2 separate regions of the Homo sapiens genome follow, and region 1 is linked to region 2. A link is a loop called in an ENCODE intact Hi-C map of the cell type or tissue named here. Cell type or tissue: heart right ventricle. All regions are shown on one strand. Links, peaks and the distances in the headings refer to the core of each region. The heading gives the core; the rest is flanking DNA. Region 1 overlaps EPB41L2 (erythrocyte membrane protein band 4.1 like 2). Region 2 overlaps EPB41L2 (erythrocyte membrane protein band 4.1 like 2).

Region 1 (16,151 bases), core at 4,906-12,905, 59 kb after region 2:
TAGCATGATTATAGCTTACTAAAGCCTTGAATTCCTGGGCTCAAGCGATCCTCCCGCCTCAGCCTCCCAAGGAGCTGGAACTACAGGCATGTGCCACCCCACCAGGCTAATTTTTTTTTTTTAACTTTTTTTGTAGAGACAGGGTCTTGTTTTATTTCCCAAGCTGGTCTCAAACTCCTAGCCTCAAGTGATCCTTCTGCCTTGGCCTCCCACAGCACTGGGATTACAGGCATGAGCCACCACACTAGGCTTGGAACAATTCTTAAGTTCACTCTGACCTCTCCCTTTCTTATCACTTCATGGGAGTTTAGTTAGTGCTGTGATCTTTCCACAGAAGGAGCTCATGCAGAAGAATATCATTTCAACAAACATCATTTCAAGACTGCCGGACTTCCTAGGTTACAACACCTACTGATGGCTCTAACTATTAGCAGGTATAGCAAACGAGAATTAATGGAAAACATTTAAAAACCCACATAAACTTAAAGAACTGCACACCACTACCCTCTGAACAAAATGCTGGCCAAAACCTCCCAGTTGATACAAAACAAAAAAATGAATCAGGGAAGCAAGCAAGGTATACACCCCAAAATATGGCAACTTTTTCAAAATAAAAACCCTCAGGAAAAAGGGAATCCTATTTAAAAATGGCAATAAACAAAAAATTAGGCAGGCGTGGTGGCAGGTGCCTGTAATCCCAGCTACTCAGGAGCCTGAGGCAGGAGAATCCCTTGAACCCGGGAGGCAGAGGTTGCAGTGAGCCAAGATCGCACCATTGCACTCCTGCCTGGGCAACAAGAGTGAGATTCCGTCTGGGAAAAAAAAAAAGTAATACAAACAATAATAGCAAGAGCATTAGCTAACACTTCCCATGCACCATTCTGTTGTATATACTAATTTAATCCTTACAAAAACCCTATGAAGTAAAAACTATTCTTACTCCCATTTTATAGATGAAACTAAGGCACCTAGTTGGTAAGGACGAACCCAGACAGTCAAGCTCCAGTAGTGCTCATAATTACCACACTATAAGCCGGCAGTCCCAACCTTTTTGGTACCAGGGACTGGTTTCGTGGAAGATAATTTTTTCACAGACCAGGGCCGGGGGATGGTTTTGGGATGCTTCAAGTGCATTACATTTATTGTGCACTTTAATTCTATTATTATTACATTGTAATATATAATGAAATAATTACACAACTCACCATAATGTAGAATCAGTGGGACCCCTGGACTTGTTTTCCTACAACTAGGCAGTCCCATCACGGGGGTGATGGGAGACCGTTACTGATCATCAGGCATTAGATTTTCATAAGGAGTACGCAACCTAGATCCCTCACATGTGCAGTTCACAATAGGGTTCATGCTCCTATGAGACTCTAATGCCACTGACAAGAGGCAGAGTTCAGGAGGTAATGGCCACCTACCCCTTACCTCCTGCTGTGCAGTCCATGGCCTGGAGATTGGGAAGCCCTGCTACTCCTGTCACATGGTAACGTGACACTGCATTCTTTCTACTACATTCTTTCTACTCCTAGTTATCTATAGGAGCTATCTATCTCCTATATATAGATAACCCTCCACCAGCTTTATATTCAAATCTTCACAAAGTCTCTTATTAAAGGGAAAAATCTCTCCATTGCTTTATTTTGAATAATAAATTACTAACAGGCTTGAGTTCAAATCCTGGCTCCATATTTATCTGCTGTCCAAGTCATTTAATCTCCTTGCCTTGGTTTCCTCAACTGTAAAAGGAAAATAACTGATAGCACCTATGTCAAAATTAAGTGTGGGGTTCAAATGAATCAAAGCACTCTAGTTATATCACTGTGCCAGGTAAGTAAACTGTGCTCGCTGCTATCATAAAAACAGTGTCATCATCATCATCATCCAGTGCTAGTGCTCCTAGGTTATTATTTCCTTTCAAACTGTAAATAATACCATTGTATATAAGCCTTTTAAAAATATTTTTTAAATGGAATTCTGTAACACTAACCTCTTGGAGACATCGTAGATATTAAGTAATCAAACATGTTTCTGGATAAAATTCTTGTGACATCATCATACCAGACTCAACTCTAGAAGACGATTTCCACAAGGGCAGGAATTTTTGTCTGTTTTGTAAACCACCTTATTTCCGTTACCTACAATATTGCTTGGCATCAATATATGTTTGTTGAATAAATTAGTAAAAAGTATTGAATCTCAAACAATATAAAAGAAAATGAATATAGTATGTCCTAAAAAACTACGTTAGATAAGTTTTACACAATTTTACATAAAGTTTCATAAAATAATGCAAAGTATTCCTTCCATATAATGATATATTGCTATTTTCACATGTGTATGTGACTACTATGTAATAAATGCAATATTTAAAGACTTTATTATTTCATCTGCTACCCTAAACGTTTATAAAGACTTCTTAGGATGTCAACGGCCTAATTTATTTCCTATTATTTCTTATTTATTTTCCTGTGTTGTCCTTCATCTTCCCTCCAAAATTAATTCCATCTACTATTTAGTAAGCCAAAGATTTCAGTAGATAAAAATATAGGCTGGGCACGGTGGCTCACGCCTGTAATCCCAGCACTTTGGGAGGCCGAGGCGGGTGGATCACAAGGTCAGAAGTTCGAGACCAGCCTGACCAACATGGGGAAACCCTGTCTCTACTAAAAATACAAAAATTAGCCGGGCATGGTGGTGCACACACCTGTAATCCCAGCTATTCAGGAGGCTGAGGCAGGAGAATCGCTTGAACTCAGGAGGCAGAGGTTGCAGTGAGCCAAGATCGTGCCACTGCACTCCAGCCTGGGCAACAGAGTGAGACTTCGTCTCAAAAACAGAAGAAGAAAAAAAAATGTGTGCGTGTGTGTGTGTGTGTATATATATCTATATATCTATATATAGATATATAGATATATAGATATATAGATATATAGATATATCCCTTTCCTGAAAAGAACTCTATGTCTATAGGAGTATTTAACTCTTTTTTCCCATATCAAATAAATAAACCTTTTTTAAAACAAATATTGGAGAAAACTGTCATTTTCTGAGAGACAGTCAGCCATTATTATTTCACTCATTCAGGATCTGTGTATTGGATACTCCCCCTATGACTCAGGCATTAGGCTGAACACTGGAAAAAAAAGGAGGAAAGTGGACAAAGCCCTGCAGTCACTGTGAAAGATGGACATGGAAACACATAATTTTACAGAGCTCTAGGTCTACAACAGAGGCAGAATCACAAAGGAAGGAGAAGCCAAATGCTGTAAGGGTGAGGGCAGGCCAAAAACTCAGCAGAATGAACACTTTTTTTTTTAACTAAACTCTGAAGATCAGCAGAAGGTTGACAGGTGAGGAGAAGAGAAAGCAGGCAGAGGGAGGAACAAATATACAAAAGCCCATGTGTGATGAAACAATATGGCATGCTGAAGAAGTAAATGAGTCATTTGATATCACTCGTGTGTTGGGTTTATGGTTAAGAGTGTGGCAGAGCTGCCAGGAAAGAGGTGTGTTCAGTATAAGGGGTCTTGTATCCAGGCCAAGGAAGAGGTGTGGCACGGCTAAGCCTTCCAGCTGCAAGAGGTTCCCAAAACTAAGCATCTCTGTCGTAGAATGGCATGTCATAAGCCATTCTATGACAGAAATGAGGAGCACAAGCCAAAGCACCATATCAACCACAAGAGCTATTCACCAGCACACAGTAATTTATTTATGCTTTAACAATCAAATTCCCTGACTGCACCAAGAGCTCTTTGAGCGCAAGGACCGACCGTGTCTTACTCAAGTTATCTCCCAGATGTCTACTAACATAATTCCCTTACTTAACAAATGCCAAGCACATACGACGCACTAGGTGTTATACTAAACACTGGGTAGTCACAGATCGTAGACTACCCTGTCCCAACTAACCTTAGAGCCTTCTCTGAGGAACTGATACCTGAGAATAAAAAAAGGTTAGCTTCTAGAATTTTTGGTTCCTACCCTCTCCTTATATCCTCAGCTGATGTTTAACATTAAATCTTCTCTTTAATACACTTTTATTTGGATTCAAAGCCATTCTTCCCTTAATTCCCTTTATTCTCCTAAGAACAGTCTTCTTCCTCTCTATTCTTCATTCTATGGGTATCATTCCAAAACTCAGTTCAGCCCACCATCTTCTCATTGGAGGCCTCACTCTACTCTGCTTATTTCAGGGTTTTTTTTTTAAGCCTATGCTTTTTAGATTGCTTTTATATAAATTATCTGAGGGGAAATGCAGTGTAGTAGTTAAGAATAGCAGCCAGATACCCACAAGTTCCAAGACCACTCTTGGTAATGGTGACTGTAGGTGCCTTTCTAAGGCCTGTTTCCCCCCCGGTATGACTGGGACAAATGAATCCAATTCCTAACTTGTTTTGAAGGCTAAATGAGATACTACATCCAAAAGTACTTAGCATAATACCACAATAGTGCTAGCTATTTTATTATTAATCATGAAACCAACATCCTAAGGAACTTACGGCATGAATTGTTGCCTTTTTTATAGACTTGTTTTAAAGATGCTCAGAAAAAATAACAGATTTGATCGAGATCAGACAGCGATTATTTCATATTACACTGCCCAAATGTACATTTCTGGCCTTGATCAATCGGCAAAGTCACAGTATCAAACCACACCAAACCACTGGCCTATAGTCATCTCCACTTGGATGATCTACTGTGGCTCTGTCAAAAATTAATCATCTTCCCACAAAACTGACTCCCCCTTGGGCTTTCACTCCAGAGTTGCCTCTGACTCCATCCTTTCTTTAAAACACATTTGTCCTCATTAGTGTCTGTCATCTATTCCTTGCAAAGGTTGGTAGATTGATCCCTGTCTTTGTTCCTATAGCAAACTCTCTACTCCAAACCCCCTAAAGTATGGAAATACCGTACAAGCAGCAAAGCAAGCTCACAGTCAGAAGCTGAACCCATGAGCTGACTTCCTGATTTACTTCCCTGCCAGCAATCTTGGTCCACTTCAAATTGTATGCAGTACACAGGGGCAAAATGAAATCTAAATGTAAGATTATCCTTTAAGAGTATACAAAAGTCATCACAAAGTGGATCAAAGCAAAGCCGTTCAAAGTCACCTAAAAAAAATACCAAACAGCCCCCAGGTCACTGAGGCTAAAGATACTATGATTGAAATTATTAAAAAGACTTTTTATACATTTGTAAATCTGAAGAGTGGCCAGCCAGCAATGAGGAAAGACAGAAGGAATTTAGGAACTTAGTCCCTTCTAGCAAGAATAGCCTTATTGAGTGGACAGGCAAGGGCAGGGACTAGATTCATTTTATTGAAGCTGTATGAACAAGAGGAAGCACCTAGCCCAGGAACAAACAGATAACAGATACAAGAAATAACAAGGAATTGCTCATAAGCTTTATCATTATAACCAACCTTCCAGTTCTGATTCAACCCCCATAATACACCATCTGACAATGTGCCATGTGGCCAACAAGCAGAACACACACAGTAGACAAGATGATGTGTGTATTTATTGGCATTCTAATTCATACCCTCCCATCTCCTCTAAAGGCTCATTATTTGTTTGTGGGAGTTGGGTTTTCAGTTTTTGTTTTTCTTGCTTGGGGGAGAGCAGGAAAGGAATGGTTCAGCTTTCCTAAGCCCTATTAACAAGACGCTGACAAGACTGAATCTGTGTATCTAAAGCAGAGGCTCAAACTCTGGGCTAAAGAGAACTGAACAAAGTAAATGTCACTTTATGAGGGTAGTCACTTTGTACCAATAAACCCATCTTTCCTGGTATACACCACCAGTTTAGGCCTTTCGCACAAACCATACTGGACATCTCTGCAAATGCTATTCATTTGTTTCAATGCTACTTTCACCATACCACACCTTAACAGCTACAACGGAATCCCTCTGGCCTGCAGATGAAATTTTAACTCCTCTAGTCTGTATGGAAAGCCATACAGCCCTCTACGGTATGTGCAAGATGGCCCCTCTGCATTCATCTCACCTCCACTCTTCTCTTCCCTCGCCTTTTCTAGCCCCATTCATCAATGTTTCCCAGACTTCTTCCCTTACTACATATTCCTTTAGGTACCTCAATGCATGTAATACATGTTACTGGTCTAAAACTTACTCTGTCATTGTTTTATCTACATAACTCATTTGTCTGACTTACTAAATAAGCTCAAGTACAAGAATGCTTATGACTTTTACAGCCCTCATTCCAAATACTTACTACGTAAGAGATTGAGCAGGCAAAATACATTGGAAAAAACACATTTTTCCTAATAAATGGAAATTATTTGATAACTAAATATTTAAAAAGTTAAATTTTCTATCTGTATCAGGGCTGGGTTTGGAGTTATTGGTTTTTTTGTTTGTTTTTTTGTCTTTTCTTTCTGCAAGCCAGAACCATCAGGTATAACTGATTCTATTAAATCTGAAATATACTCAAGTCATAACAGCAAGCCTTACAAGTTAGACTCACATCTAAATGTGCATCACCCACATCCAAGTGTGTATTTTAATACAATAAAAGCTGACAATAAGGCAAATAAGCTCCTTTCCACAGGGACAGGCCCCAACATAGCTGTTATAGCTCCCCCTGGAACACAACAGATTGGGTCTCAGCGGGCTGTTGCCTAGCAAGTCCAACAATTATCCATTACCTCACAAACCTGCAGAGACTCAAATGTTTGCCAAAAAGATACAAGGCCAATGCTTAATGCAGCCAATGATTAATAGTGGCACCAGGAGCCAACCGTCATAGCAATAGGGCTGGCATCATTCTGAAAAGTTTATATGAAACTTTTATAACACAGAGAATAAATGCTTGAAGGAATGGATACCCCATTCTCCATGATGTGATTATTTCACATTGCATGCCTATAAAAACATCTCATGTACCCCATAAACATATACACCAACTACATACCCACAAAAATTTAAAGTTTTTAAAAATTTTAAAAATTAAAACCAAACTGCAAGGACTTGAACTATTCCCAAGGAAGGCAAAATGAAAATTTTACATTATAACTTCTCTCATAAGTGCCTAAGCAAAATTCAAATATCCAACATATAATATACTTATTTGGTGTCTGCCGAGATCATTTCAAAAGACCTGACAAAAAGCAAATACCAGTAAACAGAAAGCAAGGTTTCAACATGTTTTAAAATTAGATATCTGAGTTTAAAAGTTAGCAGTTATAATACATGAAGTCAATCTACCCCTCATTACCACTATCAGTAAAAAGATGATGTCAATTCACCAACTAACACTACCAATCTAGAGCAACATCAGGATTACCGACACCTTCTAAGAATTAACGTGTTTTAAAATACTATTTCTGGAGTGGACAAAATGATTATTAGGCCACTTAGAAGAGTATATGCCAAACAAGCCTTTCATGATGGGCACAAAGCAGTTTTCTAGGCTGGTACAGAACTCATTTCCCCTTCTGAGCCTACCTGGCCATGTTCTATTTATTTGTCACGAATGGATTGGGTCATCCCTTAGTGCAACAATTTTGCTCTCCAAGGAATAAAGCAATGAACTAAAAATATCCCAATGTCTGGTGCTCGGGACATACTAGACTATATGAAAAGTTGACTCTAGCTGTTTTATTATTTTAAAAGAGAAAATGTTAATTACATATATGATAAATCATTAAATCTGATTCCATACTTTGAACACTATAATACTACATTGTCTAAGTACACATACCTCACTGAAGTAGCCCTCAAACAACACAAGATTTTTGTTCCCATCATCACAAGAAAAAAAGATCATACAGTCTCTAAATCATATACCAAATTATCTAAATATGTATTAATATCGCATAAAACCAGTTTCATGGAAAATTCTTCAGGGTACATTACCTACCACAGATAAGTATGTATTTATATATACATGTTTTTCACTTCATTATTGACCTCCAATCATACTTGGGTAACTAGGTGACTCAAATGCTCTAAGTAATAATTATCTAAAGCAACATTTCTCACTCTAAAATAATCTACACTTGCCATGTCTTCATTCCTTTTATCTCCATGTATACATACAAATGCTATAAAACCCTTGTTGCATTTTTGAATAGCCAGATTACTAAGGGTACACCAAAATGACTGATCAACTTGGCTTTAGAGGGTTACAAAGAATTCTGCAAAGCTACCACAATTCTCTCTAGGAGATCAATTGCTTCTATCAAATAGCAAACGTTTCAACCTTCCCATCTTCCACTCAGTATAACTCATCAGTGGTAACAATGGACAGAGAATGCTAAAGGGAAAAAAATCTTGAATATTTCATATTTGCATGGGTATTTTCCTCCCTAACATCTCTCTACTTCCCAAAATTCTGGTAAGGAAATACAAGACTTTGTCTCCTTACAACTTCCTCCTTTAGTGGGCTATACTTGGGAAAAGCATCAAGGGAATACTGATGTTTTTTTCTGTTTTGCTTAGGACTGAAAAGCATAACAGTTTAGGGTTTTGCAAAAACCTGAAAATATCACACCCACCCTACTTCAGCATTTGTTTAAAAAAAAAAAAAAAAAAAAAAAGCATGCTTAATTCCACTAGTCAAATTCTGAAAACCACCTGGCTAAATAGCACATTAATAACTGTCCTTTCAGAAGCTATACTTACATTCTACAATTTCATTCTATAGAAATAATTTTTTAAACACGCAGAAAGGATTCAACATTAGAACTATCACAGCTCTATTTTTAAACTGCCAAATTAATTCCAGAAATTAAAAGTTCATTCTCCCACCTCAACGCCCATGGAATCCTGAATGTGATTTACATGTCAAAGGCTGACTCAGATTTAATACATTTACTTCGGAAAAACTTAGAGATGCCTGTCAAATTACAAAGCAATTGCCTAAACATTCCAGTGACATTTAACTGCTATCAAACAGTTGAAAGTTGATCTTTAACAGAATACAGCTGTTGGTGCCACAATACCTGAAAGCCCAAAGCAAGATCTGATTGTTCTGAGCCCTTTATCCAACAATGGAATCCTCAAGGGAGGATTTTTCTCTTTTTTTCTTTTTTTTTTTTTTATGCAGCACCCCAGCCTGCACAATTGGATTGTGGCTTTCCACACATGTACAGTTTCAATCACAGTTTCACACACACTAAAAACTATTCAGAACCACTGTTCGCAGTTCCTCAATGACTTTAACAAATGGTTCAGGGCCCTACTGTTATCTGCTCCCTACCAGGACCCCGTGCTCTATGCTTACAGCAACCCTAAGAGAAACCAGAGGCTCTGCCAAGTGACTCGCTCAAGAATAAAGTCGGCAAGAGGCAAAGGCAGTGTGACTGCAGGGCCTGATCCCTTCCTTGACCAATGGATAGAGGAACCTCTCATAGCACGACATGGCCAGGCTGAGATGGGCTACAGGGCCCTCCTTGGGGCTGGAACATCCTGGTCTCACCACTGCCTCTCAGAAAAGCAACTACTTGAGCAAGTGCTCAATAAACTGGCAAATTTCTACCAATAGGTTTTTAATGAAAGTATTTCTCAACTGACTAAATAGCCAGGACCTGGCTAAAAGACTCATATATCTTCTTCAGAAAGCAGAAAGTGACAAATCATTTCTATGTAAGCTTTCTTTTGGATGGTAATAAGATCAAAGTAAAATATGCAGCCTTCTCTGTATATTTTAGATCCTCAAATAGTAACTCTTTAAAATGCACTGCATTTTTAAATAGACAATTTTTCAATCGCTTACCTCAGTATGAAACAATTTTCTTAATCTGAATTAAGTTAATCTGAACCATTTATATTATGATTCCACTAGGCCCATTTTGTAAAGATGCATTTGTAGTCAAACATAATTACATGTATACAGCAACAGCTGCTCATAAATTAATTGCGGTCCTCTGCCTAGAGGTACCAAAGGGTCTGATGTATTAAATAGTGTATTGAGAGGCAGGGCATGGTGTGTCTCACGCCTGTAATCCCAGCACTTTGGGAGGCCAAGGCAGGCAGATCGCTTGAGCTCAGGAGCTCGAGGACCAGCCCGAGCAACATGGCAAAATCCCATCTCTACAGAAAAAAAAAAAAAAGGTACAAAAATTAGCAAGGCATGGCAGTGGCACGCACCAGTAGTCCCAGCTACTCAGGAGGCTAAGGTGGGGGGATCGCCTGAGCCCAAGAGGTTAAGGATGCAATGAGCCAAAATGGTGCCACTGCACTCCAGTCTGGGCAACGGAGGGAGAGCCTGTCTAAAAAAAAAAAGTTTATAATGAATGGTAAGAAATATTAAAATGCAGCACAATTAAATGTCTAGTAGGCACTACCCACCCCAGAAAAGACAAAATGACTGAATCATTGGCTTAAGTATTCAACTTAAAAGCAAATTTACCTAAATGTCAATTTAGACTAATGGTTAGAAAAGTAAGCAAACAAGTAAGGATAAGAAAATATACAGAGATTTTTTTTTTAAAAAGCCATAATAGAGTAAGCTATAAGTGATAACAATGAACAAAAAATTACCATAGAAACAGCTGATAGAGTACCAAAAAAGGCTCCAAGATAATCATATATAGTTAGTAAATTCAATTGAATAGTTTTGTACCAAGGAGCATGCTGAAAGAATACACAGTAACCTATAAATATTAGAATTATCTTATTTAACTGGAAATTTTACTAATAATAAATTAAATCCAACTCCTAGCAAATGTGACAGTTCAAAACTTCCTAATTTCCTCATTCAATTCTTCTGTCATATGAATTGCCACACAAAAAAGAAAATAACTTATAAGCACACTAGCTGAAAATTCAGTAGAATTGTAAACATTTACAACCAAAAGAAACAAATAATCCAACCTGTGAGATAGTAATTGTCACTATAAAATGAATCTTTTGACCATGAAGCTCTGATAATATATGTTTTCTATCTCAACCTTTCTCCAATTCTGAAGGCGGCATTTATCGATGTACACAAATGAGAACTAGAAAAAAATTAGAAAAAGAAATGCTATGTTAATGTTAACATTGGCAGAAGATAATATTTTCCTCTTTAAATGCCATGAAACTCTTTCTTGAAGAGAGCATAGCTACACTTACTCCAAAGTGAAGAGGGTATAAAAGGGAGAGGAAGCAAGGCATTTGTTTAAACTATACAGCAAATTTCAAAATGGCTTCAACCCTGAGAAAATATCCCTAAAAACACATTTGAAGAGAAAACTACTCAAAGAAATGCTTATCAGATAAGCTCATAAACCAAGCTTACATCAGTTATAGTCCCATATAGTCTCATATATCATATATAATATTCCTATATATTACCATGTCAAGAACCACAGAGACAGCCCTAGCCAGCACAATAAAGTCTTGCTTGAAGAGGGACTGGTATAGTGGTTTACAAAGCTATGGAAAAATACAAGGGTTTCATCCTTCCTTCAGTTTTTTCATCCCTAAAATGCAGTAGCATTTATCTTCTTTCAGCTCCCGAGAATGTAAAGGGAATAAATGAAATAATTTTGGTTCTTTTAAAGACAAGTGCTACATAAACCTTCACTTTTTTCCCTCATGATTAAAAACTCGCTTGCACAGAAGGTCACAGTATCTCAGTGGGCCAAAGTAAAAAATAAAAATTGGCATTATTCAGTTCACAAAGCACTTTCAGATTTATACTTTAATCTCAAGAACCAGTAGTGAGGCAGAGTGACCATCATCCCAGGATATTACAACGTATGCTCACTTGCTAGGTTAGCTTGCCCAAGGACTCGAGCCTGGAACTTTACAGAAAAGTAACAGAAAAAAATTCTGTTTACTACAGCTCTTAATCTCTCAAGTCACAAAAGAATTATTATTTGTTAAAAACTGTATGAAAGAGGATGTATTCTTATCTACCAGTCCTGCCAAAATAATAACCATAAGGTAACAATTTTATATATACCAATGCTGAAGTTAAGTGTACTAACCTCATAATGGTACCTCTTTATTCAATGTTACATTTAAAAATCAAAGACTAACAATAACAAAAAAAAATTTAAGGCTGGGCACGGTGGCTCACGCTTGAAATCCCAGCACTCTGGGAAATCCCAGCACTTTGGGAGTGCAGTGGCACAATCTCAGCTTACTGCAACCTCTGTCACCCGGATTCAAGCAATTCTCCTGCCTCAGCCTCCCGAGTAGCTGGGATTACAGGCGCTTGCCACCACACCTGGCTAATTTTTGTAGTTTTAGTAGAGACAGGGTTTCACCATCTTGGCAAGGCTGGTCTTGAACTCCTGACCTCGTGATTCATCTGCCTCGGCCTCCCAAAGTGCTAGGATTACATGCGTGAGCCACTGTGCCTGGCCAGGATGGCTATGATTTAAAAAAGAAAAAAAGAGACAGAGAAAGACAAAGAAAGACAGGAGAGAGAGAAAGAAAGAAGGGAGGGAGGGAGAAGGAAAGAAGGAAGGAAGGAAGGAGCAAAACAAGTATAGGCAAGGAGGTAGAGGAAATAAAACCCTTATGAGTTGCTGGCAGGAATATAGAATGAATGGCACATCCCTTGTAGAATTGTCTGTTTGTTCCCCACAAATTTAAGAATTACCATATGACCTAGCAATTCCACACATAGGTATGCACTCAAAAGAAGTGAAAGCAGGGACCCAAATAGATATTTGTGCACCAATGTTCATAACAGCATTATTCACAATAGACAAAAGGTAGAAACAAAAATGTCCAACAATAGATGAATGGATAAGTAAGACATATACATACAATGAAATATCATTCAGCCTTAAAAAGGAATAAAATTCTGACACATGCTACAACATGAATGAATTTTGAAAACACTATGCTAAGTGAAATAAGCCAGATAAAGAAAGACAAATATTGTATGATTCCACTTTTATGAAGTACTGAGAATAGGCAAATTCATATAAACAGAAAGTAAAATAAAAGTTACCTGGGGCTGCAAGGAAAAAGGAAGAGGAGTTACTGTTTAACGGGTACAGAGTCTGTGTTTGTGATGATGAAAAAGTTCTGGAAATAGACAGTGGTGATGGTTGCACAGCATTGTGAACATACTTCATGCTTCTGAGCTGCACATTTACAAATGGTTAAAATGGCAAATTTTTTACATATTTTTGTATAGTTTTTAATATATCTTTATATGTATTTTACCACAATAAAAAATGAAACTGAAGGGCTAAATCTATCATCACCAACAATTACTTGAAGACATAAGCATAGAAAGAGCTTATGACTGTTAAAACATCTAATGAATATGGAGAACCATAAAGTCAGCATGCCAGTTTCTGAACATACTACAAGGTGTAATACTACTGCAAGTTGACACTAGAGACCTATTTTCTTAACCACACAAAGGGAATGTTAACTATGGTTTCCTATCTACGAGAAACAAACTGAATTTGGGGTCTGAGACCAATAAACATATTGGGGGTTGGGGGGGACAGTATAATATAATCCAACTCATTAAAAGTTTAGAAATGACAAAAATTGGTCAGGTGTAGTGTCATACGCCTGTAATCCCAGAAATTTGGGAAGCCAAGGCAAGCACATTGCCTGAGCCCAGGAATTCGAGATCAGTCTGGGCAGCATGGTGAAACCTCGTATCTACAAAAAGTGCGAAAATTAGCCGGGGCTACAGTGAGCCAAGATGGCGCCACTCCACTCCAGCCTGGGCAACAAATTGAGACCCTGTGTCAAAAAAAGAAATGAAGAAAATTAAACTCAAAATTACTTTTCCAAAATCATACAACTGGTTATAACAAAATAAGGACTAGAACAACTCAGGTCTCTTATCCCTAGACTGGTGCTCTTCCTACACTTAGTTTGGCTTGAACATGTCACTTATCCTCGCTTTCAAGTAATGGCATTCATTTTAAAAAAGGTTATTGAAATGTCCTGAAAACTATACTTGAAAGATCACCCTACAACTCCTGAATCTATCTGAAGGTTGGGTTCATTCCCATATTCCTGTGATCACTAAAGAATTAAGCTGGCACAATATCCTACAGGGGTTAGTTCAAAAGAACAAACAAGACTAAACTTAAATCCTAGAAAAATGCAAAATCAATATACTTAAACAGCTTAAGGGTTTCACTTTCCTAACACGCAGAAGAAGGGAGAAAAGATTCTTCACACCTAACTGCCTGACTACAAAAGGACAATCATTCACACATCCCACATCCACAAGAAAATGACTTGCACAGCTTAAGCATGCTACCAGTTTGGGAGCTCTTAGTTAAGAAGACAAAGTTCAAGATCCTACCTAAGAAAAGCATCCGAGACCTCTGTTGGCTAAAACAACCAATCTTACACGGAAAGGTATTTGTTAATACTCTTGTTGTGAGACAGTTTCAGGACTACTTAAGGAAGGAAATGCCAAATACAACAGTGAGCAAAGCCAGCAATGACAATGGCAACTGAGATGCTATCGCAAACTCTTACAGGTGAATCAATATGTAATATTGGGTTACCACCAGCAAATGAGAACAGTTATGAACCTCTGCTGTCCATATCATTCCAAAGAAACTTCAATCACCTCCACACCTTTGCCTTCTTCCTAGATCTAGAGCCTAAATGTAGTCCTACTCTTGTACTTCCCATCTCCTCTTCTGCTTCCTTCCCTGACATACACCAACACCTTTACCTTCAAGATGCAGTCAAAAGTTATGATCTTTCCAACTGAAGTCAATAAATATTTACTGAGCTCTTCTGGGATGATGTAGTAGAAAATTTAAAGACATTTAGTGACCTATTTATTGTTATCCAGAGCCTTACATTTCAAACTTTCTGTGTAAAAGATTACAATACAGGGTATTGAGTCCAGTTCTGTGACCAGATAGACCTGGATTCAAATGTAAACTTTGACCCTTTAAGACTTTACCTCTCTAAATTTCAGCTTCCTTACTTCTATAATGTGGATAACAATATCTATGTGTGCTTGTGAGGTTAAATGAGATAAGCAATATGCTTAACAGTCCAGAGTTCAGAAGTGAGAGGTTAGCAATGTCACTGCTAATTATTACTACAAGAGAAAGCACAAATGCTCCCATGATTTAAAAAATGGCACCAAAGTTTGGAGGCCAGAATAGACCCTCTAAGTTGATTAGAGAAGGTTTGAGAGAAACGGTCAAATCTCAGTTACATCTTCAAAGTGAAAAGTGAACAGAGAGACATTAGTTATAACCTGGATCTGAGGCTAATTTGCTTTGTGACCTGGGTGATGGGCAGTGGGGAATCATTTAAAATTTCAGGGTCTCAATTTTTCTATTTGTAATTTCAAAAACTGACTTAAAGGATGATTATAATCTTCCAGAGCTAACATTCTGTTATTTGGTGTAGGAACCAGGTAGGCAAAGTGAAAGGAGGAAGGAATTCCAGGTACAGTTTATGGAATGTTGTAAAATTCTCAAAAATATATAGCTGTATAGAAGTCAGGAAACGATCCCCTAGCTACAGCATAAGATCCAATGGGGGAAAAGGGAGGAGAAAACATGAACTGCTCATTTTTACCTCCACCATAGGTAGAAAGGAGCTACTAGAGGTTACTGAGCAAGAGAGTGGCATAATAAAACAATAATAGCATCTTAAAGAGCAGAAGACGGATGTAATAAAAAAACAGCATAAAGAGTAGAATAAACTGGGAAAAGGAAGAGTAAGAGGATGAAAACCAAGGAGAAATCAAACGAATGGGATTCAATGATTCTGGGACAATGGGATGGGAATGGCAACCACAGTTCTTGCCTCAAGTTTTTAAACTAATTAGAAGCATTAGCTTAGAAAAGTCCCCTAAAGTCTCTAGGTCTCAATTCCTTCATAAAATAACTTTTATCTCCTCCAACTATGATTCTAAGATTCTGATACAATTTATCTGGATTGAGGCCCAGGTTTTTTTTAAGATCCCCAAATGTTTCTATTGTACAAGCCAGGGTTGAATACCATTGCCTAAACAAAGGAGAAAAAAACAGTTATGGGTTAACTAATAGGACATCTGAGAATAGGCCAGAAGTGATGAGACAGAATTCTAGGGCACAGCCAGGATAAGCGTACTTATGCACAGACTGAAACAAGGCCATCTTTTCCACTGAGAGGGGCAGGAAAGAGGTATGGTTGGGTAAGTCGCTCTTAGGTTGCAAAGCAGAAGTTGTGAGCTGATCTCCTCCAC
Region 2 (16,151 bases), core at 4,921-12,920:
CCCCTGAGCAGGGAACAGGGTAGGTGCTGCTGCCAGCTGAGTAGCTCCCATTCTTTGCTGAGATCACAAGCAATATGAGAGTCTTTAATTTCTACCAAGAGAGCTCAACCCATTTTGTAAGGATCCAAGATTCACAAAATGGGAAGGTATGTATTTCTAAGCTTCAAAAATGGTAGCAAGAGGATGGAGGGAGGCTTTCATTTGAGCTTTGAGAAAACAACAAAACTTTGCAACAAATAACCATTGAACTTAAAACATATTGGCAATGTGTAGACAGTTCTGGCCATTTTCTACATCGGATAAAACTAGTTTTCATCTGCTTGTGGGTAGAGGATATGTAGAGCATCCTGCTGATACCCACAATCACGTGCTTGTATGTTCACCTCCCCGAAGGGCCTATAGCTATTGAAAGAGAAGGTCTTTTAATAATGCACTATTTGATGCCATCAAACGTGAGGGAAAAAAAACAAATGTAGAAATGATTCAGCAGCCACCTAACTCTACTTGGGAAATAAAGAGGTGATGCTTCTCAAATATATTCATCATTTAAAAGGAGAAGGGGAAGAGGCAGGAGAGGTGGGGCAGAGGGGAAGGAGGAAGTGGGGTGGGAAGGGGAACAAGGAAGAAGAAATATCTGGAGAGGAAGAAGGAATAACAAAAACAGGCAGACTTAGAGCAGAGTGCAAGTAAGTCCTTACCCTCACAGGTTTATGTTTCTTAAGTGTCAGATGGTCTAGAAAATACCATACTTCATATTCAAGTAAGTATAAATACATTCCAAAGGGACTATTTGTTAGTTCATATTATCTATATGGGGAGGATGAACAAGTAATCCAATGCTGCTCACCCTAGTTACCTTTATAACCCACTATATCACTTGTTTATTTATTTTTAAAAGGATAAGGGACCTATTAGACAGAGCTATTACTATAAAGATGTAAACTAATATCCGGTTTAAATTAAACCCACACATACAAAACATATGAACTACAATCTTCCCTAGTTCAAGTCTAGATGGGATCAGGTGACATTCAGATATATTTCTTCCACTCTTTCTCCTTTTTAATAGAACCTAAATTTTGTTCCACTTTCCCCCCTTCCACATGTGTTTCAATAGAGGCTAGCTCCAGATTGGCCTCAAGGGTAGCTTCTATTGGTCTAGGGCAATCATGGTAGTCTCCCACCCCTTGGCAAGAAAATATGCACGAAGTCCACTGGTGGGCTTCTGGAAAAGGATCTCTCCCTCTAAAAAGAGCCAGAGGAAGAGGAGGCCCCTTCTGCTGTCTCTGAACATTGTATACATAACTCTGTTAAATGCTGTTGTCATCTTGAATCCACAGAGAAGAATAAGCCTGATGACACACTGACACACAACAAAGGACACTGGCAAGAGAATCACAGAGAAGAGGACCAGCTCCTTGATCGCGCCACACATGGCCCAGTCCTGTGCTGGAGCTTCCTGTTTGTGAAATCACATACTCCTCTCTGGCTCAATGAGCCAGGGATTCAGTTACTTGTAGTCAAAAACATCTTGATGTTGACTTCTGCATATTCTGAGGAGAGCATTAGAAAATAAGGATTAAGAAACTGAGAGTACATATAGATCTTGGGTCATTATTACTCCCACTGCATTTTACAACCCTCATAACTAAGAGCTATGGTTGTCAAAGTATTCCATTTTTTCCAAATGATGTTCAATTTTTAAAAACCTAATACTTGAGTTAATATTAGTGAGATAAATCACTAATTCTTTACTCTAACAACTCTAAATAAGAATGAAACCAAAAAAAATCTTACTTTATCAACATATGAGTCCCTTTCTTCATATGTTGGAGACAGGGGTATATGAAAACTAAGGCATAATTTTCAATAACATCCAGTTGCAATAACAATCAAGGTAACAATCTTCTTTGTTGAAAGAAAGCCCCTACTGCTGTCACTAAGGATGGAGACAAGAAAAAGACCTGTGCCAGGCAAAGCATTCTCCACCAGCAACTAAGGCAATCTTGGAAATAGATACGATTTCCTGAAGTTAAAGCTAAACAACCAGAGGCCATATATAAATCATGAAGGACTCTAATATTGGGTATTTTTATTCACATAACCATAATGCATATAAACCTTGTAATACTGGCAATCCAACAACACACACTAGCAGAGATTATCTAGAGACATCCAGAACCCTGCTGAGTTCTCATCAATCAATTATGCACACTGAGTTGTATGGTCAGAAATCTTGGTGAACTGCATCTGCTCTAATTCCTTCTCTCAGGTAGAGGCCCAATTCTGTGTAATAATCAAAGCTGAAGCTATATTCTTTCTTTTCTTTTCCTTTTTTTTTTTTCACACGAAGTCTCCCTCTGTCGCCCAGGGCTGAAGTGCCATGGCATGATATCAGCTCACTGCAATCTCCGCCTGCCGGGTTCAAGCGACTCTCCTGCCTCAGCCTCCCAAGTAGCTGGGATTACAGGTGCATGCCACCATGCCCGGCTAATTTTTGTATTTTTAGTAGAGATGGGGTTTCACCATGTTGGCCTGGCTGGTCTCAAACTCCTGACCTCAAGTGATCCACCCGCCTCAGTCTCCCAAAATGCTGGGATTACAGGCATGAACCACTGCGCCCAGCCTGAAGCTATATTCTTTCTGTGAGAAGTTACCTATGTCTGAATAAAATAGCCTGGTGGCTTGGAGATGAAGACTGTGAAATAAAACAGGATTAGAATTTCAGCTCTGCTTATTAGCCATGTAACCGCAGACAAGTTATTTTAGCCTTGCTGAGTTTCAGCTTCCTCATAAGCAAAAAAAAAAAAGGATACAAAATGTACTCACTGGTTGATTCTAAGCATTAGATTAGATGCTATAATACATAAAGTGCCTGGCACATAATAAATTCATAATAAATGATCAGCTACTGTCATCACATAGAGATTCTGCCAAGAAAATAACTATATTTGTTTACTAAAATAATAATAATAATAATAATGGTAGTAATAACAGTAATCACAACAGAAATAATCATGATAATATCAGCTATTTGTTAAACACTGCTCTAGAAACATGGCATGCAGCAACTCGAACCTTCTCAACTCTTCTAGGAAGGAACTGAAATTATTCTCATGTTACAGATGAAGAAGGTAAAAAGAGGATAGATGGGTTGGTCAAAGCCATATAACCAATAAAGAGAAGTGCCAGAATTCAAACCCAGGCCGTCCAGCTCTAAAGACCTTGTACAACACTGCCTTCAATCCCAAAACGACTTCACTACTATATAACTTGCACCTAGCATGATGCCCGACAGTTAATGATTTGCTGAAAAGTGAAACTGATAATTACCACTACCTTTTGGGGCTTTATAATCATTAGCAGCATGTTCTAATGGACCACCCCTCATGAATTTTAGTGACCATCAGGATGTGAGTGGGGTCAGTATCTTATCCCCTTCTTTCAAGACAAGTGTTTATTGAGTACTCTCAAAGCATATGCACCAGGCACCAGTAATACAGATGAAAGAATCCTGCTCTCAGTATAGTGGGAGACATAGGTAATAAGATTAGCATTCATAGTCAAACAACTTGTAACCAATTCATAAATCTTGGTAATTTAGATTTAAAAATTACTACTAGTTTGAAAAGCAGCCACGATTTTCTTGTTATCTCTTCAGGAAATCACACAATGAATGGTCCTTCATAGGAAATACTGGTTAAACACTCATAACATACAAAATAGTCATTACATGATTTTTGGAGAGGACTAATTCTCCTTCTCAATTTTATTTGGTCTCTATCTGAATTCAAGTAACTTGAATAAAAAAGCCCAATAAAACAAGTCTGGTGTAAGTTGCCTCAACATCAAAAAAATAAAAAACAAATTTTATTTTTAAATTTTTGGCTAGGCCAATTTAAATCATCGGTCCAATGGTGGGGAAAGTGGCCAATGGATAAACAGTTATCAAAAAAAAAAAAAAAAAGAAAGAAAGAAACACAAGTGGCACATAAACATATGAAGAGGTACTTGTCACACTCTTAGTAAAAGAAATGAAACTAAAAATTCAGAATGGAGACATCCAAAAGTTTAATCATGCACTCATTGAGCAAGACTATGGGAATGCAGGCATTCTCAAACAATTGCTAGCAGAAGAATAAACTGGTATGGGCCCAGTGGAAGTCAATTTGCCAATAGCTTTCAAAATTCCAAATGTGTCCACACTTTAAACTAGTAATCCTGCTTGTGGTAATGCAGGGGTGTCCAATCTTGTGGCTTCCCTGGGCCACAATGGAAGAAGAAGAATGTCTTGGGCCACACATAAAATACACTAACAATAGCTGATGAGCTTTAAAAAAAAAATTGCAAAAAAAAAATCTAATAATGATCTAAGAAAGTTTACAAATTTGTGTTGGGCAGGATTCAAAGCTTTCCTGGGCCTCCTGCGGCCTGCAGGCCACAGGTTGGACAAGCTTGTGGTAAGGTATCCTACAGATATATCTGTGCATATGTAAAATAATTATGTAAAGGTGACTCACTACAACACTGTAAAAGCTCAGGATCCATGTCCATCAACAGGGGGTCTTATACCACACATTCATACAACAAAATACTATGCAACTGTAAAGAGAAAAGATGAGAAAGGCTGCCGCCCCACTTGGGATAATAACTCCAATTATTAAGTACATTGTTAAGTACAAACAGCAAGATTCAGACGGTATAAGTGATAGGTCACTTTATATGGATAGGATACCTTATACAGACATCACATCTTATAGGTTGAAAGCAAAGCGTGTGGGAGATACACAAATAAAGGATGCGAATATGCATATGTGAATATGCACACATACACACACACATTTTCCTTTAAATGAGTAAAGAAACTGGGGAAGAATGCAAGAGAGTAACAACAGTGATTATGGGGAATGGAGGGTGGTGCTGGGTAGATGACTGCCGAGGTACAGATATGGGAGACAATGTTTTTAATGAACAGAAGTTTTCATAAACTTAAACACTTAAGTACTTTACTAGGAGAACAATATTTATGCATTAAGTGAACCCAGCTTGGTTAGCCAGCTTCCTTGGAGACAACACGTGCCAATATGACTCCCACAAGCCACGATGCCAATTTGCCTTGTCACACAGCTCTAGCCACACAAATGAACATCGACTCCAGCTCAGCAGTAGCATTAAGATGGCCTAAGCTTTGGATTTCCTAGCGTATGAAGGTTAAGACTGTTTCTATATCCTCAAAGAATCTGATTTCTGCCAGCCTTCACTTCAGTATATTTCACAAACCCACCACTTACCCCCAATCTAGATTGTTCCCCTAAGTAGTTTAAGCTCAACACCCAAGCTTTTAGTGCAGCAACATTTTTTTTAAGAAGTGTATCAGTTCTTCATTTAAAAAAATACAGTTGTCCCTCAGTATCTGTGGGGGATTGGTCCACAGATACCCAAATCCACACATACTCAAGTCCTGCTGTCAGCCTTACCGAACCTGTGGACAGGAAAAGTCAGCCATCTATATCCAAGTTTAGCACCCTACAAACACAGTTATTTTCAACCTGAATTTGGTTGCAGATACAGAAGTTGCCTATATGGAGGGCTGATTAGATTTACTGAAAAAAAAACTCACATATAAGTGGACCTATGCAGTGTGGGCTCATGTTGTTCAAGAGTCAATTACAGTTCCTGAGAAAACGTTGCTTGTTTTTTATCCTTTTTTCCTCAGTGTGGACTTGAAACAAACAACTGGCTTTTGCTAACAATAATACCGGTGCATATGCAGGCAGCGTAAAAAGATTATTCGTATTCTCTGCTGGAGGGCTGGGAATGGGGCACTTGGAAATAGAGTTCTCTGAAAGTTGGGGACATTTTTTTTTAAAGGCAGAGTAAACAGAATGGGAAGAGTCCTATTAAATGTCTAAGCTGGTCATACATAAACATTCCCCAATCTCTTTCAGCAGCTTCCTCCTCACAGGGAAAAGCAGGAATAAAATTGGCCTGAAAGCACAAGCTTGTCATCAGTTTCCTGTCCACACCTCTTCCCTGCCCATCTGCTACTATATTCATATGAAGAGGGTAAAGCTTTTGTGCAGATAAAACAACTACATGTTCCTAGCACAGTGTTTGCATCCAGTGGCTTCCTGATAAATATCTTTTGTGATGTTCCTAGTATTTAGGGAACATTTATTTGGGCCACCCCCCTATTAATGCTCTATAGAAAAAAAAATGCTAACGTGCAGTTTATTCCAGTGACATCATAACCAAGCTCAAACCAGAGCACGGCCAATACCAACAAACTCCCATGATCATGACAGATGCCAGCGAGTCTATTTTTCCTAAGCTCACCCCACAACTATCTTATGCATAAAATGGCTCCTCAGCCCCATCATAAAACTCGTGCCCACTTGGTATCCAACAGTAATCAACAACCAGTCTAATACTATTTCTGTGTGAATCAAACTCAAAAAAATAACAGTAGTGGTACAAGAGGCATTTCCCAAATAAGCAAACGACAAATCCACCAAGGTTAACTGCACAGGATAAACGCACAGGCTGCAGACGCTGCATTTTAATAGGTCATAAGACAAAAGCTTGTCAAAGTCAATCAACTCCCCCACACTATGACAAGTCCACCAAGCTGGAGCCTACACTGATCTCATACTTTCAAATCCTCTTCTCTATAAGCTTTGGAATGCTGTAGTCAACAGGCATAAATACCTAAACCTCATAAAAAAATATAATTCACTTTTTAAATTTTGGCCGTTAGTTCTTCTGCCATTTTAAGTAATTATAGCACTACTAAAGAGTTCTACCAATACATAGCATATATTCTAAAAACTAAGACTATAAACTGAATGACACTTCTAGCTTAAGCAAGCATATCCAAATGTTGGCCCCAGTCCACTGGCTGATCAGCAGAAGGTGCCAGAGAGTATCCAAATTATGGACCCTCCAAGCCTGGCTTGATAAGAGCAACTTTCCCTCGGCGGGAAAAGCTGTAACTACAATGGAATTACAGACATGCCATTTGGAGTGCTATAAAACCTTTTTTTTTTTTTTTTAAAGTTAAGTATTTCTACTCCGAGGATTCACTTAGTTCAGAACTACTTAGCAAGAACTTCAAATAACTATTTTTAGGTGGTGGTGGCTAGAATACGTTTTTACTTCAGTGAAATGTATTTGTTTTTTTAGAGGTAAAATTCTTGAAGTTCAACATTTGCAAAAGTGATTTGGTAGAGAATCATGCTGGAGAATATGTCAGGCATTCAACGTCTGGAGTCCACCAAAAAATGCAAGCAAAACCAACGTCAAAGTTTAAAATTTACCTTTCCAATGTAACTTTCCTTGTGATCCTGCTATGATACTAAACTATAGATCACCAATATATTATATCATCCGTACAGGAACACTACAAAGCAGATGTGGGGGATGATTGGCTGTCCAGGTCATCAGCATCACCTCAACAGTTATCATTTATTCAGCACCCACACCCACGTTGCAAATAATTTGAAGAGACAATTCTTCCTTGTGACAAAAAAAAAAATGGAAAACTTAAACTTCCCAAGTACACATGTACCCCCCTCAAAATACCATAAATACTTCAGTGATATAGAGCATCCCTAACAGTGTCAACAATAAAAAAGGAATCGCAGAGGTCATCTGCTAATTACAGTGGCCCTGTTTTTCATTTTGTCAGTAAGTCGCAATGAAGCAAGGATCTTTTTAAAGACTGCTAGACTGTTAGATTATATAAAGAACACGCAAGAAGATTTTTTCCCAAGTCTGGATGTCAGAATCTGGGCAATATGCATTTTCACATTTATTCAATGTGACAACCAATTAAATATTCAGTAATAAAAGAAGATGTTGATACCTATTCTTATTCTATCAGTATTTACTTAGGGTGTGACAATATCAAACCAATAACCAGACTTTGGTAACTGTTAATGGCTAATAATCTACAGATTATTAGCTAAAAACTGTGAACTCAAATCTCTGATAGCTACAGTACAACTTCTTTTAATCAAACAAGTTAGGGTGAAAATGAAGCACTTTATAAGTAAATTGAAAGTTATTACTCTTTAAGATGCTAAAAAGAAAGTAACTGCACACTATTAACCTTACATAGTCCTCACTGTGCTTCCAGAAATAATATCATACTGATTTTGTACAGTATTATGTCATACCACTGAAAAAATTGTGAAACAACCAGACAAGCATATAAAAGAAACCAACTAGCTTCATTATTCTCATAGGTCAAACCTGAAAAAGCTATCATGTTAAAGATAGCCTGACAAAAGTCAACATTTGCCTAGAAAAATGCAAACAAGTCATCTAAAACTAAACTCGGCCCAATGGAAAAATGTATTTTTCACAGGGCTTAGTTCAAATATCACAACATATTCCCTTGCGAAACAGTGTACGTACCCAGATTCCATCTACTCTGTACATTAGTATTTTCCTAATTTTCAGTCCCCTGACTAGTCACACTTTCAATAGCAAACTTCCTCCACAAGCAGAAACAAACAAGCATGTATCACAAAACCCAACCACTGCAACAAAAATGTCCTAATAATCGCCCCCCTTGAAATACATACGCAGCTTTTAAGCACATCAAGCCCGCTGTCTGCTATTTCCTGTCATTGGAAAACTGTGGAAAGCTGATGGAAATCCAGCGTCCAAAAGCTTAACGAGCAAGACTGGCTCCACCCAAGCCAGACCCTGCTGGAGAGGGACATGCTCAGTAGAAAAGCCCAGTTTGGTTCCAAGTCACTTCATTCCTCAGCTAGAAAATGCACATGGGTCAAAGAAAAAAGTCAGCTTCCTGCTGCCTGTTTTACCCACTGAATGAAGAACCTTCGGCATAGAAACCAGTTTTAATGACACAACTGTAATTCTATAATTTTTATAAAATTCTTCTATCCTGAGATTTTTTCTCATTTAGTTTTCCTGGTTATGACTTTTGCTTTGCTTTGAGTCTCCATCCTGCAACTTTGTTTTTATTTTTGTCATTTTAATTCATCCCAGAATAGACACCAAAAGTATATGTACACAACATAAAGTAGTCCCCCTTATCCTCGGGGAAAGAAGCCCAGTAAATGCCTGAAACCATTGACAGTACCAAACCCAACTCATCAATTGGAATGTGTTTCTTCTGTTCATGTCTTCCACCCACAAATTTAATGCCTTGTACTTTTTAAATTTTCTTACTTATTTTCAGAGACAGGGTCTCACCCTGTCACCCAGGCTGGAGTGCAGTGGCACACTCATGGCTCACTGCAGCCTCGACCTCCTGGGCTCAAACAATCCTCCCACTCCCACCCCAGCCTCTCAAGTAGCTGGGACCACAGGCATGCACTGCCACGCCCAGCTGATTTTTTTACGTTTTTGTAGAGATAGAGTCTCACTATGTTACAGACCAGGCTGATCTCCAACTCCAGGACTCAAGTGATCATTCTGCCTTGGCCTCCCAAAATGTTGGGATTACAGGTGTGAGCCACCGCGTCCGGCCACCCTGTTACATCCTAACTAAGCACTTATGCACTGTGGCCATAACTTTTGCAGTTTGAGGTGCGACAGCCAAACTAGCACAAATTTATTTTTCTTTTTTCACAATTTCACAGGTTGAAGATTAGGTTCTTACCATAGATCTTAGCAACCTCAGCATGCGATTTTTTTCCTTTTCCTTAAGAACTTTCCCCTTTTCACTTAACGGAAGCACCTGATGGCTTCTCTTTGACATATTCAAATGGCCACTATCACTATTCTTGTACTTTTATTACGTAGAATAAGGGTGATTTGAACACAAGCACTGTGATATCACGATAGTCAGTCTGATCACCAAGCCGGCTACTAAGTAACTGACAAGTGGCTGCTTCTACAACATGGAGCCACTGGGCAAATGGATAATTCACATCCTGCACAGGATGGAGCAGAGAGTGTGATTATTTCATCATGCTACTAAAAATGGTTTGCAACTGAAAACTTATGAATCGCTTGTTTCTGGAATTTTCCATGTAATATTTTCAGACCACAGATGACTGCAGGTAACTGAACTGCAGAAAGCAAAACTATGAATAAGGGGAGGCCTACTGTACAGCCTACTCATTTTTATCTATAAATTACTATAGACAAACTTTCAGATATAGAAAAACTGCAAATATATCATCCATATTTCAACATTAAAAAATAAAATATTCATTTCAACTCATTTATACAAGAATGTCTATTCATTCAACCTGTACATAAAAATGGAGGTGCATTTTAACCTAGATAGTATAGTTACCGTGATGTAGCTATAAAGCTGTTAAATCCTTGTTTCATATTTCAATCCTAAATTGAGACATGACTAAAAATGGCCAGGTCCAGTAGCTCATGCCTGTAACACCAGAATTTTGTGAGGCCGATGTGGACGAATCACTTGAGATCAAGAGTTCTAGACCAGCCTGGCCAACATGGCAAAACCCCATTTCTACTAAAAATACAAAAATTGGCAGGGTGTCGTAGCGCATGCCTGTGGTCCCAGCTACTCAGGAGGCTGAGGCAGGAGAATTGCTTGAACTCAGGAGGTGGAGGTTGCAGTAAGCCAAGATTGCGCCATTGCACTCCAGCCTGGGCAGCAGAATGAGACTCCATCTCAAAAAAAAAAAAAAAAAAAAAAAGGAGAAATGACTAAAAATAAGATAATACTACATCCACCTATCATATGACTCTAAAGAAATATGGAAGCAACATAAATGTAAAGTCACTAAAAGAAAATGTGTCAATTCTAAGATTCAGCTCAGCACAATCTGAGAAATAACTAATGTTCCTTAACTCTACAGTACCAACCACCCTTTACATTTCCACAATTTAAATTCTGGGTTTTTTTTTTTCCCAACACACATATTTGCCTTGACAATTCAGGACTCAGATAGACTATAAGTGCACTTGTGCATTTCTACAGCTTTACCCAACTACTGTGTTACTCTCCTGCAAAGCAGTAGTAATTATCTGTTCACATTCACCTACAGCAAAGTCTTTAATGGGTCTCTTGTAAATCGCAAAGAAAATGCTTTAGATATTTATTAACAGATAAACAAGATGTCACCAGTACCAACTAGCAGAAAAAGTAAGGTTTGCAGCCAGGCGTGGTGGCTCACGCCTGTAATGTAATCCCAGCACTTTGTGAGGCCAAGGTGGGTGGATCACGAGGTCAGGGATTCGAAACCAGCCTGGCCACCATGGTGAAACCCCATCTCTACTAAAGATACAAAAAAAAAAAAAAAAAAAAAAAAAACAGCCGGGTGTGGTGGCGCACGCCTGTAATCCCAGCTACTCGGGAGTCTGAGGCAGAAGAATCGCTTGAACCCGGGAGGCGGAGGTTGCAGTGAGCCGAGATCGTGCCATTGCACTCCAGCCTGAGTGGCTCCATCTCAAAAAAAATAAAAAATTTTAAAAAGTAAGGTTTGCTTAATGGGAAGACTTGATGGAAGTCTTCACTTCTCTTCTTCACTTTTTCACTTTTTTAAAAATTTTATTTTGGTAAAAGTTTCCATGGCACCTCTGAAGAGATATTCATCTTTGTCAAAATGGGCAGACACAAAACTTTTTTTTTTTTTAAGTCATTCTACATAGTGGAAGTAAATTTTACTACCCATCATAAAGTTTTCATTGGTTCACAAAGGGGCAATTTGGTGAGTTTTTTAGTAGAGCCAATTTTATTCAATTCAGAGCATCATCCCTTATGCAGATTAAGTTCTTCCCACCTTTTTATGTTAAATGTGTTTTTTAATAAATACTGCTAGTGTAACTGTAAATTTGTTACAATATACTTAACTTGGAAAAATATTGCCTTTGTGAAAGGAAAATAAATCTTGAGGCCCCCAAGTCACTAAGCTAAAGGGAAAAGTCAAGCTAGGAACTGCTTAGGGCAAACCTGCCTCCTTCCTTTCTATTCAAAGTCACCCCTCTGCTCACTGAGATAAATGCATATCCGATTGCCTCTTTTGGAGAGGCTAATCAGAAACTCAGAAGAATGCAACCATTTGTCTCTTATCTACCTGTGACCAGGAAGCCCCCTCCCCACTGCCTTTCTAGATCAAATCAATGTTCATCTTACATATGTTGACTGATGTTTCCTGTCTCCCTAAAATGTATAAAACCAAACTGTGCTCTGACCACCATGGGCACATGTCGTCAGGTATTCAGGGTTCACACTTTCAACCTTTTTTCTGAAATTTGTAACTCCATGTAATCCAGAAATGTGAAAACTTCTAACCTATAGCAGCACTGGGCCCTATGAATTCAACAGTGGTAGATCTTCTGGTCCATCCTACGCATTTCTTAACACCCCTGTGTCTCCTGCTCTCTTCTCTTACTCTCTTACTCTCCTACTGCTATAAACTGAATTGCATCACCCTAAAATTCCTATGTTAAATCTAACCCACAATGTGATGGAGGTAGGAGCTTTGGGAGATAGGTTTAGATAAGGTCATGAGGGTGGGGCCCTCATGATGAAATCAGTGTACTCATAAAAAGAAGCACCAGAGAACTTGTGCAGTCTCTCATTCTCTCTCTACCATGAAGGGCACAGTAGAAGGCAGTTGTCAGTAAGCAAAGAAGAGCCCTTACCAGAAATTCTACAACTTAGAGTAACTGTGAGAAATAAGTACCTGTTGTGTAAGTCACCCAGTCTATGGTATTTTATTATGGCAGCACGAGCTAAGATGCCTACTTCTTAGCTATGGAACCCAATGCTACTGCTCAGCTCCTCCCTGGCTTCAAAAGATCCTACTCAGGAGACCTGTGAATCTCATTGTTCAAAAAAACGTTGGGAGAATTCAGAGAGAATGAGTTTTGTGGCACTATGATTTTGAAAGAGAACTATTAATAGAGTGAATTTAAAAATTAGACTATTAGAACCTAGAGAAATTGAATCTCAAACTCATATACCCACTTATGAGTGGTAGAGCCAAAATTCACATCAATTTGGTCTGCCCTCAAAGCCAATAGACTTTTCCACTAAGGCAGCCTCTTTTTTCTTTTCTTTTCTTTTTTTTTTTTTTTTTTTTTTTTTTGAGATGGAGTCTTGCTCTGACTCCCAGGCTGGAGTACAGTGGCGCGATCTCAGTTCACTACAACCTCTGCCTCCCAGGTTCAAGTGATTCTTCTGCCTCAGGCTCCCGAGTTCAAGCGATTCTCCTGCCTCAGCCTCCCGAGTACCTGGGACTACAGGTGCCCGCCACCACACCTGGCTAATTTTTGTTATTTTTAGGAGAGACGGGGTTTCACCATATTGGCCAGGCTGGCAAGGCAGCCGTTTTAACACTCTTGTTTTCCAGATAAGTCAAGTGAACCCAGAGAGGTGAAATAACATGTGAGGTTACTTGATGGGTTATTAGCAGAGAAGTACACAAAGCACGTCCAGTGTCATTTACTTATTTCCAATATGATTTAAATACATTTGAGTACACAAAATATATAGGAAACATCTACAAATGTCTTAATATTCAAACATTGTTATTATATGAATTTATATCTATTACATGTATTTTGAGAAGACCAAAAAAGGTCATGTTTCGACAATGTCTCATTATTTCATTAAAACAGGAAATTAGGTTTATCCTCCAAAAGTTAATTTTAAAATATTCAAGGAAGTTGGTTAAGGTTAGGAGGGGAACACTTTCCCTACATTTGTGTATGTGAGTTTGTGTAGACACAGAATTTTATCTTAAACCCAGTATCATAATTTGACTTTTAAAAATCATCCTACCTCCTACTTTATGAGGACAAAGAATGAGTAAGATACAGAGAACCCAATAATCTGATGAGTCACTCATGGCTCAAAAACCTTAAGAGACACAAACTCTAGGCAGAAAGTACAGTTATCAATATCACAGAAAAGACAATGAGGAAGAAGAATTCCTTTTGGTTATCTCACTTCTGCTCATCTAGCCCCCATCTGTAAAGTGATTATCATCTATCCTACTAAGAAAAGAACCAGACAACACAATTTTCTGGAAAAAAACTAAAATAACCTAAAAAGTACTCAGAAGAAATTTTGTAAAAAACCTCTGGCCAGGCGTGGTAGCTCACGCCTGTAATCCCAGCACTTTGGGAGGCCAAGGTGGGTGGATCACCTGAGGTCAGGAGTTCAAGACCATCCTGGCCAACATGGTAAAACCCCGTCTCTACTAAAAATACAAAAAAAAATTAGCTGGGCGCGGTGGCATGTGCCTGTAATCCCAGCTAGTCGGGAGGCTGAGGCAGGAGAATCACTTGAGCCTGGGAGGTGGAGGTTGCAGTGAACCAAGATTGCACCATTGCACTCCAGCCTGGGCAACAAAGCAAGACTCCGTCTCAAAAACAAAACAAAACAAAACAAAACTCTTTTTTTTTATTCTGATTGTACAGGGAATCCAATCTTCCCATCTACCAATCGTCATGCAAGATTACTTCCTGAACAAACATGGACAGGAGTTTCATGACTCTTCAATATGAATGAACTTCCCAGTCGGTCTATAAAATTTTTTTAACGTTTTTAAAAATGGTCCACATTTCATAGGATCATTGATACTGACATATCTGATGTAGGCAGAAAAACTAATTTTTTTCACTAGCACCTTGGCTCTAATGTGCAAGTTCTTCTTTGACCACATACCACAGTTTAACTTCTCTCAGGCTCTAAACCAGAATAATGTATACAACTGCACATGCGTCACCTGCAAAGTTTCTTCCCTACCAGACATCTTAGCAATGTTAGACTCATATGTTCAATTACATTAAAAACAATTACATTTTTAAGATGTAATGTTGAAAAGTACTGTAGATTTATGGGACTCTAGGAAAGAAAGATACTGCATGACCCCAGATTTTTACAAGGGGTATAGAGAGAAAGTGGAAGCAGGTACAGAAGGAGGAAAATGGACAAAAGAATAAAAGAGTGGTGGCTGAGAATCTCTAATCAAAAAGTTACTGTTTTGAACCAAGGAAGCATCTAAAAAGTATTAGGATAAAACTCTTAACAAATCCTTCTTGTCTGCTTTTAATTAACTACAAAAGTCAAAAGCACCACTTTTTAAATTACACAATCAGACAAGTATAGTAATCCAGCAGGTACATTAAACTGTATTATTTTCATTCTATTTTATGTCTAAGAAATATGTGCTGCATTCCTGCTTTACACCAGACACTGGTCTAGGCCCTAAAGACCTAGGGAAAGTTCTTGCCCACAAGAATCTACTGGACATTTACAGTCTAGCAGGCAAGTCAGACACATAAACAAATCATTACACCATATGTGATAAGGGCTGTAAGAGAGGTACAAGAAGGGCACAAAGGAAATGGTCACCTCCTTTGGGTGGTCAAAGAAAGCGTTATAAAGCTTACAATTATAAGATCATTCTTCTCTCACACTTTGAAGGAGCAGATGCTACCACTCGGTCATAATGACACCCACCTTGCCTTAGGGATGAAAGAAATAAAACAAAAGCACCTACCACAAAGTCCACTACATACAAAGCAGAAACAACAATCTTGCTAGCAGCTGTATAATACTCTACATATGACTGAGCAAAATGGAATTTGTAAAGAATCAAAGTAGTTCAGAGCTAAAAGGATCTCAATGTTCATGTACCTCTACCTCTTGCCTTTAATTAGATGGGAAATCTAAGGCCCAGCAGTTAGATTATTTACATAGCAAATCAGTAGCAAGATCTCACCAGGATAGATGTCAGATTCTTACTAATAATCTCAATGCCTTTTCCTGTAGCAAACTGTCCTGCCTGGATGAGAAGGGGAGACACACTGTTAAGGAGAGAAAAAAGAAAAAAAGAATAGAGACCCTTCATTGTTGTCCAAGGGCCAGAAGAAACAAAACAGCCCTAAGACTAGGAATCCAAGAGATCTACAATGCTCCCCAGCTCTGCTCCAACTTCTGTACTCATGAAAAATGCCATAACCTCCCTCCTCCCCCAAAATTCTAAGTCTCCAAAAATAAAAGGGCAATTGTCAAGAAATTATCTACTCTTCTTAACCTTAAGGAACATCAAACGTCCTCAAACAGCTTGAGATATGCTCCCATGTTGCCAGTTAGCTACACGTATAACATAAAAGTAGCAGCTGCTAACCTACCTATATAATGGGATTGTTTTAAAGATCAAAAAAGAATCATAATAGCT

The links. Hi-C counts contacts between places; a loop is a spot of excess contacts. Peaks named below come from ENCODE experiments on the same cell type or tissue, not always from the same donor. Only the 100,000 strongest peaks of a DNase experiment are listed, where the experiment ranks them.
Region 1: it touches region 2 in a loop (1.8-fold over the local background); 8 of 110 quality-filtered maps call a loop at or near these places.

The regions. Positions count from the first base shown.
Region 1 is chr6:131,020,847-131,036,997 of GRCh38, forward strand. The region is part of intron 1 of EPB41L2 (erythrocyte membrane protein band 4.1 like 2); the gene reads right to left. Among named protein-coding and RNA genes, the nearest start is that of EPB41L2, 34 kb to the right of the region's middle. In heart right ventricle, for the core only: no CTCF peak of the experiment used is centred there; a DNase peak (open chromatin) is centred at 9,310.
Region 2 is chr6:130,961,695-130,977,845 of GRCh38, forward strand. All of the region lies in intron 1 of EPB41L2 (erythrocyte membrane protein band 4.1 like 2), which reads right to left. Among named protein-coding and RNA genes, the nearest start is that of EPB41L2, 93 kb to the right of the region's middle. In heart right ventricle, for the core only: no CTCF peak of the experiment used is centred there; a DNase peak (open chromatin) is centred at 8,696; H3K4me3 peaks cover 3,719 bases; H3K27ac peaks cover 4,935 bases.